Linked DNA regions of Homo sapiens: all the other regions are linked to region 3. Evidence: chromatin contacts called from ENCODE Hi-C data. All regions are on one chromosome and are shown on one strand. Each heading gives the region's core, a stretch centred on a gene start or an enhancer-like site at or near the end of the contact. The rest is flanking DNA. Distances are from core to core; before and after follow the strand shown.

Evidence for each region. A loop is a pair of places that touch in the nucleus more often than their neighbours do. Pooled maps may share reads with other maps.
Region 1: a pooled map shows a loop between it and region 3 (16-fold over the local background). The contact joins two enhancer-like sites. A Hi-C loop is called at or near these places in 6 of 37 single-sample maps with no recorded cell type and 4 of 50 pooled maps.
Region 2: a loop to region 3 is called in a pooled map, with 16 times the contacts of the local background. The contact joins the promoter of EPB41L2 here to the enhancer-like site in region 3. A Hi-C loop is called at or near these places in 12 of 37 single-sample maps with no recorded cell type and 5 of 50 pooled maps.

Annotation. Positions count from the first base shown.
Region 1 is chr6:129,487,918-129,492,018 of GRCh38, reverse strand. LAMA2 (laminin subunit alpha 2) reads right to left here. Exons shown (of 65, transcript NM_000426.4): 57 at 1-118. Among named protein-coding and RNA genes, the nearest start is that of ARHGAP18, 220 kb to the left of the region's middle. RefSeq lists an enhancer at 248-1,447. Within about 2 kb of position 1,363, at least 21 of the 41 ENCODE cell types and tissues checked have a DNase peak (open chromatin) inside an H3K27ac peak, as active enhancers do.
Region 2 is chr6:131,061,585-131,065,631 of GRCh38, reverse strand. It overlaps EPB41L2 (erythrocyte membrane protein band 4.1 like 2), which reads left to right and starts at 2,387. Exons shown (of 20, transcript NM_001431.4): 1 at 2,387-2,477. LOC105378004 (a long non-coding RNA gene) reads right to left here and starts at 2,229. Exons shown (of 3, transcript XR_942993.3): 1 at 2,016-2,229. RefSeq lists silencers at 2,151-2,490, 2,831-2,930.
Region 3 is chr6:130,259,374-130,263,851 of GRCh38, reverse strand. It overlaps a transcript of SAMD3 not described here. Among named protein-coding and RNA genes, the nearest start is that of SAMD3, 39 kb to the right of the region's middle. RefSeq lists enhancers at 3,010-3,129, 3,350-3,489. Within about 2 kb of position 2,896, at least 5 of the 41 ENCODE cell types and tissues checked have a DNase peak (open chromatin) inside an H3K27ac peak, as active enhancers do.

The DNA of each region.
Region 1 (4,101 bases), core at 114-2,613, 770 kb after region 3:
GGAAGGTTGAAATTCAGGTGGAGCACCCCCAACGAAAAGCTTTTTAACTTCGATAGGCTGTTCAACTGTCAGGTTTTGCATGTATCTTCTGTTTTCATCCACTTGAACTGTAAAGATGCTGATAAAATATTAAAAATAAACAAGTATAAGTCACATCTGATTCAATACAGTTGGAAATCAAATTCTTTCCTGCCACCCTTCACCCCTCTCAACCATAGCTTTTAAGGGAGCCAAAATTGGATGCTTAGGAATTCTACACTAAGCAAACGCTGTTCTCAGGATCTCGTTCCATGACTCCCTCGTTCACTCTTCCTGAAAGTTTACTGAAACCAGGTCATGGCGCACTGCAACATTAGCCTCTTGTAGAGCTGACAACAGCGCTGTGCAGCCCAACACATGAGCCTGTGAGAACTGAGGCTTCTGCAGTGTGCAGTAATGTCTAACCGTATAAGGGTTGGCAGGTTTAGCAAAGCATGGGGTCTTCCTTGGGTTGTGCTGGCTATTATCTTCTTGCTAGGGAACAAACCATGCTCCTGAGAGCTTAGATTGCAGGAATCAACAGCAAACACTTAAAGCACCTTTTATAAAGAATGTAGCTGATGGCTTTTGAATAGAAGAGGCAGGCAAGGACACCCTGCTAATTGTTCCTTGCAATGATTTTCCTTAGTGGCTGTTTCATTAATTTTCCTAATTTGCTTATGAGAGAGAACTCACACACTGCTAATTGAGAACCTCATGCTACTTATTTACAACAATCCTTGGATCCCTGGGCCAAGAATCAGAAGGAGACAAAGAGTTCTGATGAAAATGACCAAAGGCATTTTCTCTTTTGTTCCGGAAGCAAGTTTTGAGTTTCGGTCTTAACAGTCATCATGGTGCTATTAGTCATAAGCATTAGTCACTAGCCTGGGGATCATGAATGGATTACTGAAAACTTACTTCATATCTGGAGAGAAAACCGGAGTACTTGGATGGAAACCTCAGTCCTAAAGTACCCTCTTACTTGACTTTATAAAGAAGTAAAACCACATGTAGAACTGGAAAAAACAATAAGCCAGGGTAAAGATGCTCTGAATTGGCACTTTACAAGTAAGATAATTCAAAAGTAAGAGAAAGGGACAAAAAATGGATTTCGCTGTGGCTCAAAAACGTCACTGTTAAGGGGGTGAAGAAGGGACCGGTAAAATTTAGTTTCAAAGAGAAAATAGGGGGAAATGACATACTTTTGAGGTTTCTTTCTTTACCAAACTATGGAAAAATGTGTTGGCAAAACCCAGGAGGTTCAGCTTCCTTGCTAAGAGTGTCGGTGGTTTCCTGAGACGAGAATTTCAGAAAACCACTCACTTCCGGGTATGTGTGACTCACTGAGAAGCCCCTCCCCTACACTCTTTTTCCCCTTTAGCTGAAAGCAGCCTCTTCTTAGCAACATGATATCACAGGGCTTCTAAGGTTTTAATGAAGGATATAAGCCTCTGTTAAAGATTGTCCAAGGAGAGTAAATCTCTGTTCTTGATTAGAATTTTAAAAAGCTAGAGGCCTTCCTCTTTCTGGTGTAGCCTCTCTCTGTAGTGTGGTTCTGCCACAAGGACCATCATAGTGACCCTTATTTTTTTTAAACCAATTCACAGGGTGGTGATGGAGAATGAGTGTGGGCTTTCAGGAGGAACATACTGGAATTAAGTACTAGTGTGGAAGCTTACTAGCTGTGTGACCTTGGGCAAGTTATTTAATCATGCTCAGGTCCATTTCATTCATTTATAAGATGGAGATAAAAATACCTACTTCAAACAGCGGAAAATATTAATTAAGGGATTGCCCTGAGGCTGTATTACTTAAAAAGGGCATTGCTAGAAAACTACAGCTAAATCCTGCTCCTATTTTACCTTTTAGGAACATCAAATCTAGATCATTTCTTTAGTTTTTATTGAGAAGGACATTGCCAATATGTCCATTATGATTCTGGTGTGTTTTCCATTTTTAAAAAGTATTTATTTAACAGCTTTTTACTGAGGCCTGCTATGTGCAAAAAGGTACATTAAACTTTGTATTACTTTAGTATTGTAATAGGTCAGCTTTATTTTTTTTTTTTACAGTTTCAGTGGCTGATTCTTAGAGTTTCATAATTACTTGATTACTTATACCCTATTTCTTATTTGTTTGGAATGTGGGTTTAAGATTTTTTTTAAAACCATATCAGTTGGATTGCATACGTGGAAGAAGATATTAAGAGAAATGTGTCCTAATGTTTGTAATTTACATAATAAATAGAATCTAATCTTTTTTCTGTTTGAACATACTTTGGATGTTAAGAAAGAAAATATTTAGGGTTCAGTGTTAAAATCTTTATCTCATTCTGGAAACCCCAAATGACTCCTAAAATATCTCACCCTACTTCCTGACCTTTAGCCTATTTCTGTACCTGTGTGAAGAAAGCTTTCCCAGAAGAAAAACTCAGTTCAGTTGCTTGTCCTATTTGCTTAAGTAACTACTTCAGGCTCTTAGGGTTTGATGTTTTTGTCCAGTAAGAACTGCTGGCCACCAAGGCGGATGCCAGGAGAAGGATCAGAGGACAAAGCAGATATAGGAGGCAGAGGTCACTGGAGTGCCAAGAAATTAGATACCAAAGTGACTAAAGGGAGATTTTTCCAGATGAAGGGGTGGAAGGGAGAGAGAATGAGGGAGGAGGAGTAAAGAGAGGCAGAGGACAAGGGAGAAGGAGCTTCTTGAGAAGCTTGGCCCCCAGTTTGGTGAAAATCCAATTATTTTGTGAGGCGGTATTAAAGCTATCATTTTGTCCAGGATTTTAGGAAAAGAAATGATGACTGACATGCATAGTCTGAAAATCTGAAAAGTGTTGGGATAATGCAAATATCTCCAAATTAATAATCATACATCATAATCAACATTTAGTAATATAAACCTTTATGGTCACACAAAAATGTAAGAATAATCTATTGGCTGTGCATAGATGGAGGTATTTAAGTCAAATATATCATCTCATTTAATACCTGGTCCTGTTATTTGTAGTACATGATTTTGGGCAGGTTAGTTAATATTTTCTCATCTGTGATGAAAGGATGTTATTACAGATCTCACATACATTCAGAACAATGAAAACAAATCATCTTTGTCTAGTATGTGACACAAATCATGCCATAGAATAGGCATATAAAGCATTAAAAATTTTTTCTGGGTGAAGTTCTCATGGTCACTTGCGATCTCTGGTCAATCAGTTTAATGTGGCACTTGCTTATAGAGTAGATTGCATTTTAACCTTAGAGTGCCGAATGAGCCATTATGGTAGCAAATGTATTACTGTTTTGGCACAGAGTTCAGTGACTACACACTAATATGTCATATATTATCCTGTAATTAACAATGAATGGCAAAACTGTTCGTTTATATGGCCAATTAACTAAATGACTGGTTTCCAGTGATGTACTATATACTGAGCTTAATCAAATAAAGGTTGGATTGATGGTCAACAGCTGTGAAGTTGGCATAATAAAATGCCCTTCTTGAAGAAGCACCTGTTAAAAGGACATAGTGGCATAGTGGTACAATAGTGTAATGCATTTGGGAATTCCAGAATTCTTTCTCAACAAAATAACACATTTTGAGTGATTTCGGTAAACTAATTTCTCAAATCTGCAGTTACTTATTGAAATTCCTTAAAGTTTAAATGTTTTTGTTTTGTTTTGTTTTTTCCGAGTTGGAGTCTTGCTCTGTTGCCCAGGCTGGAGTGCAGTGGTGCGATCTCGGCTCACTGAAACCTCTGTCCCCCTGGTTTAAGCATTTCTCCTGCCTCAGCCTCCAGAGTAGCTGTGATTACAGGCGCCTACCACCATGTCTGGCTAATGTTTTTGCATTTTTAGTAGAGACGGGGTTTCACCATATTGGCCAGGCTGGTCTCGAACTCCTGACCTCATGATCCACCTGCCTTGGCCTCCCAAAGTGCTGGGATTACAGGTGTGAGCCACCACGCCCGGCTAAAGTTTAAATCTTTTAAAAAGTCCTTTCCGCAATGAAAAGGATTAAAGTTTGTCAAAGGGCCTAACATCTAATCTAGAAGACATGTGAAACCAGGATTCTAAAGCATTC
Region 2 (4,047 bases), core at 1,138-3,637, 800 kb before region 3:
TGAGATCAAGCTCTTCCAGAGGCCACGCCTATGGGGGTGAGTTGGTAAGTAAGGGCACTAAGGAGGTCCTGGGTACATTTCTAGTCCATACTTCCAGACTAACTTTGCTTGCACATAGTGCCCAGGATTGAGGCTATTATGGTAAATTTGGATGTGGTAGCTCTCAGGACTAGTACCTATATTCTTCTCTTGTTCTCTGTGTCAGTCCTTTGCCTGTTACTACAGTGTGTCTAGCAGGAAGACCCAATCTTGTTCTACCTAGAGTGTTTTCCTGGGGATTAACATTCTGCCCTTGAACTGCAGCCTGGTAGTCCTGACAGTGCTTCCGCCTGCCTGAGTCTTTGGATGTCACCTATTCCAGGACTTTGTCCTTCTTTCTGTTCAAACCCCTCTTCTCTTCTTGTTAGACTTCCCTGGTTGTCTGGACTACCACCTGTTGTTTGCTAAATCTCTATGATGCCACTTCCATCAGTTTTCTTCACTTCCTTATAGCTTCTGGGACTTGATTTTTCTGCCCTCAGTTCCTGCTAGGTCCTCACTGAATCTGTTCCATTCCATTAAAATGCCAGGGCTATGTAAGGCTGTGTCCAAAAACAGAGTTCAATTCTTCTTTCACACAATAGCCTTTATACATTTGACAACCTTTTTATCACCTTTAATCATCTCTTTAGGCTAAATCTTGCTGGTTCCCACATTTTCAAGGTCACCCATTTATGGTTATAATTTAGCTTATCAATATTTTCTTTTGGAGGGAAAAATTTCTTCTTAAGAGGTGGCATATAGGAGTGATTCATGTACTTCAACGCAGAGTATAGTAAGCATATCCTTTCTTATGAGAAGGGCATTATATTTTATTAACTATGCCTATATTTATGTTATTTTGCACTAGCATTTTAAAGGGGGCTCCATCAGGGTGGTTCAATGTTTTATGGGCCCAAAAGCTTATATGACTTTAGGGACTCTTTAAAAAACACAAAATGAAATACAAAATTATAAAGTTAGTTTCAAGGCTTGTGAAAATGAGAGATCCCGAAGTTTGTTTCATTAGTTTCGTTGTAAATCTGCTGCATATTTCTTATTATGAGAAAATAATAGTATTTTCTCATTAAATTCCCAGGTCTCCTTTACCAGAATTGCTGTCTAATCAGATTTCTGCTCTGTTTTAGCACACCTTATAAAATTTAACTTGTATACTTAGCATATGGGATTGTGATTAAATTAATACATGTAAGGGACTTAGAACAATGCCTAGCACATAAAGCACACAATCAACCTTAACTATTATTATTTGTATTATTTACTAGAAGGACCTTGGCAAATAATTTATCTTCCCAAATCTTTTTGATGTAATGGAGCTCAAACGTGCCTGCCTTTTTCATAGGGTGATTGTGAGGATCAAATGATGATAAAATATGTGAATGTATTTTGTTAACTGGAAGGTATTGTTACTGAGGTTTCATTTGACATTGTTAATTTTGGAAAAGGTTCTGTTTAGGAAAGAAAGGGAGACGACTTTGGCTGTGGTGGAATCACTAAAGACCTCAATAAAAGTGGGAGGAGTAAAAGGGATAAGAGGTGCGTGTGAGGCAGATGCTGGAGGCAGTGAGCTGGACACGTTGTTTGACACCAGCTTGACGTGCAAACCTTCAAAAGATGAAATATATTGAATCTGAAACATATTGACCTCATTGTACAAAAGAAAAGAACCAGAAGGGTAGCGTGTGTGTGCTTGTGGCTTTCCACAATTTAGCCCCAAACTAGGTTTTTTCCAGACTCTTCTTCACCCGTGGTCATGCTCTGCAATCCAGATTCCCAGGCCTCTGCCCAGAGAAATCCTACTTACTCTGGGGAGGCCTTTCCTCCACGGGGTTTCCCCAACCCCTCCTGTCCCTCCCACAGGAAGAATAAATGGTTCCTTTTCAATGCCCTTCCTGTGAAAGCACTTTTTCCACTCTAGACTGAGGGAGACCCAGTTTTCCTTATTCTGCATCTCCAGGCTCTGCTCCAGTGTTTACCTCTAGGAAGGCGCTCAGTGAAGGTTTAGTCAGCAAATGCACTTTGAATAAATAACTTTTAAAAGTTGAGAGGACATTTAAGGCCGGGAATCGCAGTTGAGAACGCCTTGCCCAGGCGCATTAGCTGTCATCCGGGCTGCCCTGAGGGCGAAAGACGTCCTCCACCCCCGGGTCTCCGCGGCCGCGCTTGCCGAATCCCGCGGGAAAGGTCCCCCGCCCGCGCAGGGGCGGGGCCTGGGCGTCGGGGGCGGGACCGCCCGCGGGGGTTTCCGCGCCGGGGGCTCGTCCGGCGGGGTCGCGGGAGGGGCTTCCGCCGCGAGGGGGCGGGGCCGGCCCTCAGAGTCCTCTGACGGCCCCAGTCAGGGAATTTCAATTTGAAACCTAGCGGAGGGAGGAGGCAGGCGCGGCTGCCGGCGGCTGGGACTGAAGAGGGACGGGTCCCGCGGCGAGCGAGCTCCTGAGGTACGGCGTCGGGGTAAGGAGGCGTGCGGGGCTGCACGGGCCGGGCGACTGGTCAGTGTGGGGTTGCAGGGGCGGCTCAGATTTTTCCTCTGGCTGCAGCTGGGAAGCTGATTCCGGGCAGGAAGCGGTGGCGGGACGGTCCCACCGGGATGGGGGGCGGGGAGAGGGGGCCCGGCTTTGGGATTTTCTGCGGCTCCCTCTCTCCTTTCCTTCCCGGTCTCTGCCCGACCCGATTCTTGCCCGGGGGTCCGGGTCCTGTTGCTCCGGGCCGGATCCCGGCTTCGCTGCTCCCCGCGGTCCCCCTCTTCCCTCTTCCGGGGGACCGGGGCCGCGTCCCGGCGGAGCCAGGAAAGGCGGGGGCACGGGGAGGACGCCGTCCCCCCCGGGGTGCCGTGGGCTCAGGTCACGCGTCCGGGCCCCGTGGAGCAACAGCGGGAAAAATCCGGCTCCATCCCCCCCGCGGGGAGGGGGTCGGCCGCGGCGTCGCCCTTCAGGAGGAAGGTTTTAGGAGGGGAAGCGCGGGCCGGCCGCGCGCGTGGGGACTGCGGGAAGCCGGGCGAGGGCGGCGCGCCAGCCCCACGCGCGGTGCGGGTCGGGCCCGCTGTAGGCTCGCGTCCGCGCCCCCAGCTGCCGCCTGCGCCGTCTGGGAGCTGCGGAGAGGGACGCGTGTTTCGTGCTCCGATCCTTACAATTCCCACACCCAGGCCATCTCACCACAGATGGCTTGTTTTTTCTCCTCCTGCGCCTGGGGGCCGAGGGTTGGGAGCATTTTTAGGTGAGCAGCGGGGAAGGGCGAGGAGAACCTAAAGGAGCGCGACAGGGTTGAAGTCGGCGTCTGGGGACGCCATCCCCAGGCGCAGACGCTGCCCCCAGCAGCCTGAGGTCTGTGGTGGGACATCAGTTATGCTTCTCTAGATCGCTCACCTCCCCTGAGGTCAAGTTTTTTTTTTTATATATATGTATAAATAAAATGAGGTTTGGTGAGAAGAACTACTGCCTAGAGTCTATTATTTTGGGGAGGGGTCTGCGTATGGAGCCCTCCCTACGGACCCGGGTAGTCTTTCATTGAATTGCCCCATCAACACCACAGCTGCCCTTAATTTTAAGATCCCTGGGTGGATGGGAGAGAAGGTGGAATCTAGAGGAGCTGTGGCTATATTTTCGCTTTTCTGAATCACATCTTTCCCCAGTTTCTTGAACTTCTTGCCTCTGAAATGGCATGTGTGTGCCAGGCGTCTTGTTCCTCTTGTTACTGTTATTTAAGCTGTTTTAAAAAAACGACTTTCGCGGTTTTCCCCTCAGTTTTTCAGTCTTTATTTCCTCCCCCACCCTACGTTTTTATTGTTTTTTTCAACGGAATACATTATTTATCTGGTCTCTTTATAACGCTGTTGAGAATTAGCATTTCAGTTGGTGTTCTGTCAGATTTCACCTTGGACTTAGCAGTTGAGGGAAACTGAGTCAGTTTCTATGCTGCAGGGGCTAGGATTTAGAATTCTCAAGCTTTGAACAGGTTTCAGTGGGGGAACGAATAGTGCTTAATCCTATTCAGTTTCCCTTTGCAGGCTCA
Region 3 (4,478 bases), core at 1,647-4,146:
GACTCCTGGTCGGCACTGGGGTCTTTATCGAAATCTCCCCCGATTAAATGGTCCTAGTTTACTAATGCCCAGTCTAAGGAGAGTCAGGAGGAACAGAAGTACTTTTCTGAAGTAGAAAGCTGTCTTTGACTTGGCAAGTCTCCACAAGGCAAGCATTAGATGCAATAGTTTGAGGCGAAATTGACTTGGTTATGTTAATAACTAGATGGTCAGCAATAGAACGAGGAAAGAAGAAAGAGTAATAGCGTAGATGAAACGAGTTAAATTTTTCTTAGCTTTAGTTTGGTAGGGTTTTCCCCTGGGACTATGGCCCACGACTCTGGAGGGGGTGGCGCTTTCTTGAGTCGGGCATGATGAGTCTATCCTTTTTTGCTGTATGAACAGCATTCTTGGTGGTTAGCAGCACAAGGTAGGGTCCTTCTGAGGCTGGCTCGAGTTTTTCTTCTTTCCACCTTTTGACGAGAACGTGATCTTCAGGCTGGCTCTGGTTTACCGGAAATTCTAAGGGTGGTACAAGTGCTAAAAGACTTTTAGTTTTTGAGGGAAAGGAAAGTGGAAGATAAACCAAGTATATAATTTTTAAGAAATTGATCTTTTGTTTTAAATGTGGGGACCTTGGCAGTGGACTTTATAGTCCTTAGTGCTTTTTTACTGAGAAATTTCCTTTAGCACCTATTTTTATTAGGTTTTAAACCAAAGAAAGCCAAATACCATTTTACATTTAACAATGCTTCCTGTATGATTTTTATACCAGATAAGTTAAATTTTACATTTATATTAGTGTGTTATTAATGTTAAACCTAATTTTAATAAAACCTTGTAGACATTTATCCAATTTTTAATATTTGACTATAAGGTAAGATTTTATAGATTCTTTTTAACCTTTTATAATTTTTGCTAAAGAGCAGGTTTGTGTTTTAAGGAAAACCTGTTATGCTTTTATTTTTATGTCCAGTTTACAGAAAAACTGGATGATACCTCTTTAACTTTGGCCAATGTCTACACACAGAATTTTTTTTCAATTAACATTTTGAAACTTGATTAAACCTTTAAAACAAAATATACATATTTATAACCTTTTAATGTAGGTAAAGCTTTACATTCTTATGGCTCCTTATAATTCTTACTACTAGAAGTATATTTTAATTTCTTTATATACCTTGCACATAAACTGTTTCTTTAATAGTTTTACATTTAGGAGGCCTAATTACTTTTAAATTATACAACATTTCTTGCATGAATTTCCTTTTATAACCTTTTTTTTTTTCAATTACCTGGGAGGAACCATCCATCATCCTGTCCTGAAGGGAGTTCCTCTTAGGTCTGGTTGGACCTTTGTATGGTAATTAAGATTTAAATCCCTTGTTAGGAAACCTGCTGGGTTAAGGGAATTTCCTTTTTTTTTTTTCTAACAGAATAGCCCCATATTTTAAGATTTTTGAGTTAGTAAGCTACTTTTTTGCCTTTTTGATTTAGGATAGCTCTGAACTGAACTAGTGAGGTGTGCTCACAATGAGGTTTCCTCTAAAAGTTTTTTTTTTTCTTACTTTTTTTCTGTTAGCAAAGCAGTTGCCACTACAAATTGAATGCATTTGGGCCATCCACAGGTTACTGGGTCAAGGATTTTTGATAGGAAGGCCTCAGTGCTTTCGAGATATGCCCTTGTTTACACTGACAACAAAGTGGTATTGGAGTGTTATAGGCTTACGAAGAATACCTTCAATTATCAATTACAGGTTTTAAATTTACCTTGGCTTTTAAAGGAATAGGGTACACCATTTTTTTTTTCTTAACTACTTGTATATATCTCTCTTTGACTTTGTCTTTCTCTCTTTGACTTTCCTTTTGGCTCTGTCTCTTCCTCTCTTTCTCTGCCTCTCTCTTTCTCCTCTCTGTCTCTCTCTCTGTCTCTCTCTGCCTGGCTTATAATGCAGTTCTTTGAACCACTGTGGAGAGATCTAAAACCAGCTGTAACCAAGTGTCTATGTATGGGAACTGGTCTGGATGCCCGGGATTTACAGGTTACCTTGTGCCATACCTTTGAAACAAGGGACCTGTCCAGGCTTCCTTCTGATGGCCAACCCACCTCTAATGCTGGCTGGTCTATTTTACACAAAGTTTTAAGTTTTCCTGGTGTCATAGTACTACATAGTCTCCTTTAAATCCTTTTTGAAATTTTTCAACATAGTTCCTAGTAGGGTGAGCTTATTTGTGCCTGACCCATGCTTCTTCGAGACAAAACACCACGCTCACACCACACACACACCACAAAACAAAGAATGGGTAAAAAGGGCACACACACACTTTTGCAGTTTACACCAAATCAAAATCAAAACCAAAATCAGAGTATCCAGAAATCAAAACCAAAGTATCAAGCAATCCAAGTCAAGTCAAAAACAAAAACCAAAGTGCTGGTACAGGCACACCGTGGGTGATCAGGCCATGCTTCCACTCAAATGGAGTAGGCAAGTTCCCAAGACCGGTCCTGTCAAGCAATTCAAACCAAGTCAAAACCAAAACCAAAGTGCCGATAAAGGCACGCCGTGGGTGATCAGGCCACGCTTCCACTCAAATGGAGTAGGCAAGTTCCCAAGACCGGTCCTGTCAAGCAATTCAAACCAAGTCAAAACCAAAACCAAAACCAAAGTGCTGATAAAGGCACGCCGTGGGTGATCAGGCCACGCTTCCACTCAAATGGAGTAGGCAAGTTCCCAACACCGGTCCTGTCAAGCAATTCAAACCAAGTCAAAACCAAAACCAAAACCAAAGTGCCAATAAAGGCATGCTGTGGGTGATCAGGCCACACTTCCACTCAAATGGAGTGGGCAAGTTCCCAAGACCAGTCCTGTCAAGCAATTCAAACCGAGTCAAAACCAAAACCAAAACCAAACCAAAGTGCCGATAAAGGTACACCGTGGGTCATCAGACCACACTTCCACTCAAACAGAGTAGGCAAGTTCCAAAGACTAGTCTTACCAAGTTTCAGATGTCCAGACTCCAAGTACCAGTTCCTTCCCGGTGTTCAGCCACTGCGTTGATCCTCCACAGGGGGCTGCCACACACTGCTCTGGTGAGGCGTCTCACTGGGCAAATGCCTACCCGGGAGTGCTCTCAGGATCCGCATGGCTTGGGCTGGTTGGAGTCCCCTGCAGGGATGTTCCACAGGGCAGGCTTAAGTCACCTAAGGAGCTGCCTCGACCATTCGCCAATCACCTTGCTTCCCGGTCAGGGAACCAAGAAATGTAGCAGGGCCAGCTGCAGACAAAACTCCTCAGACACTGAGTTAAAGAAGGAAGGGGTTTATTCAGCCGGGAGCATTGGCAAGACTCCTGTCTCAAGAGCCAAGCTCCCCAAGTGAGCAATTCTTGTCCCTTTTAAGGGCTCACAACTCTATGGGGGTCCGTGAGAGAGGGTCGTGATCAACTGAGCAAGCAAGAGGTACGTGACAGGGGCTGCATGCACTGGTGGTCAGAGTGAAACAGAACAGACCAGGAAGTTTCACAATGTCTTTCTATACAATGTCTGGAATCTATAGATAACATCAGTTGCTAGGTCTGGGGTTGAATTTTAACCACCAGGCTTAGGTCAGGCAGGCCCAGGCCTGGTTTCAGGTCTGGTTCCTTGGTTTTGGGTCTGGTTCCTAGGCACCGGGCTACCTGCCTTTAGTTTCACTTCTCTTTCCTTTTCTGAGTATAAAACAATATGAGAGGGTCTGTCTCTATTCTCTCACTATATGTAGTCCATTGTTGAACAAAACATTATTATGCAGTATGTGACTGTATCTATGATATAGAAAGGACTCTAAGAACTCAATAGTTCAAAAGACTAATTAGAAAATGGCCAAAAAACTGAAGAATCCTTGTGATGATGTACTTATTCTTATCTTGACTGTGGTAGATACCTGAAACACGTGATAAAATTGCAGAGAACTAAATGCAGCACACAAATGAGCACAAGTAAAACAAAAAAAAATTGAACAATTTCAGTGGATTAAGTTAATGTCAATATCTTGTTTTTAGCATTGTACTAAAGTTTTGTGAGATGTTATCACTAGAGGAATCTGGGTAAAGGATAGGCAGGCTCTCTCTGTGTTACTTCCTATAACTTTGCACATGAGTGCACAGTTATCTCAAAATAAAAAGTTTTGTTAAAAAAAATACATTGAGTCCAGGTTTTGTGCTCCTCTGACCTGGCAGGCCTTTTCCTCTAAATCGGGTACTGAGACAATGGTAAAGGGCCTGTTTCTATTCACTGTATCTTTTGATCATTTATGTGTTTCTATGGTTTGAATGTTTGTCCCTTCCAAATCTCATGCTGAAATTTTATTCCCAATGTTGAAGATGGGGCCTAATGGGAGATGTTTGGATCATGGAGGCTGATCACTCATGAAAAATTAATATCCTCACTCAGGTGAGTGAGTTCTCACTGCATTCATTCCCAAGAGAACTGATTGTTAAAAAGAGCTCCACGCTCTTGCT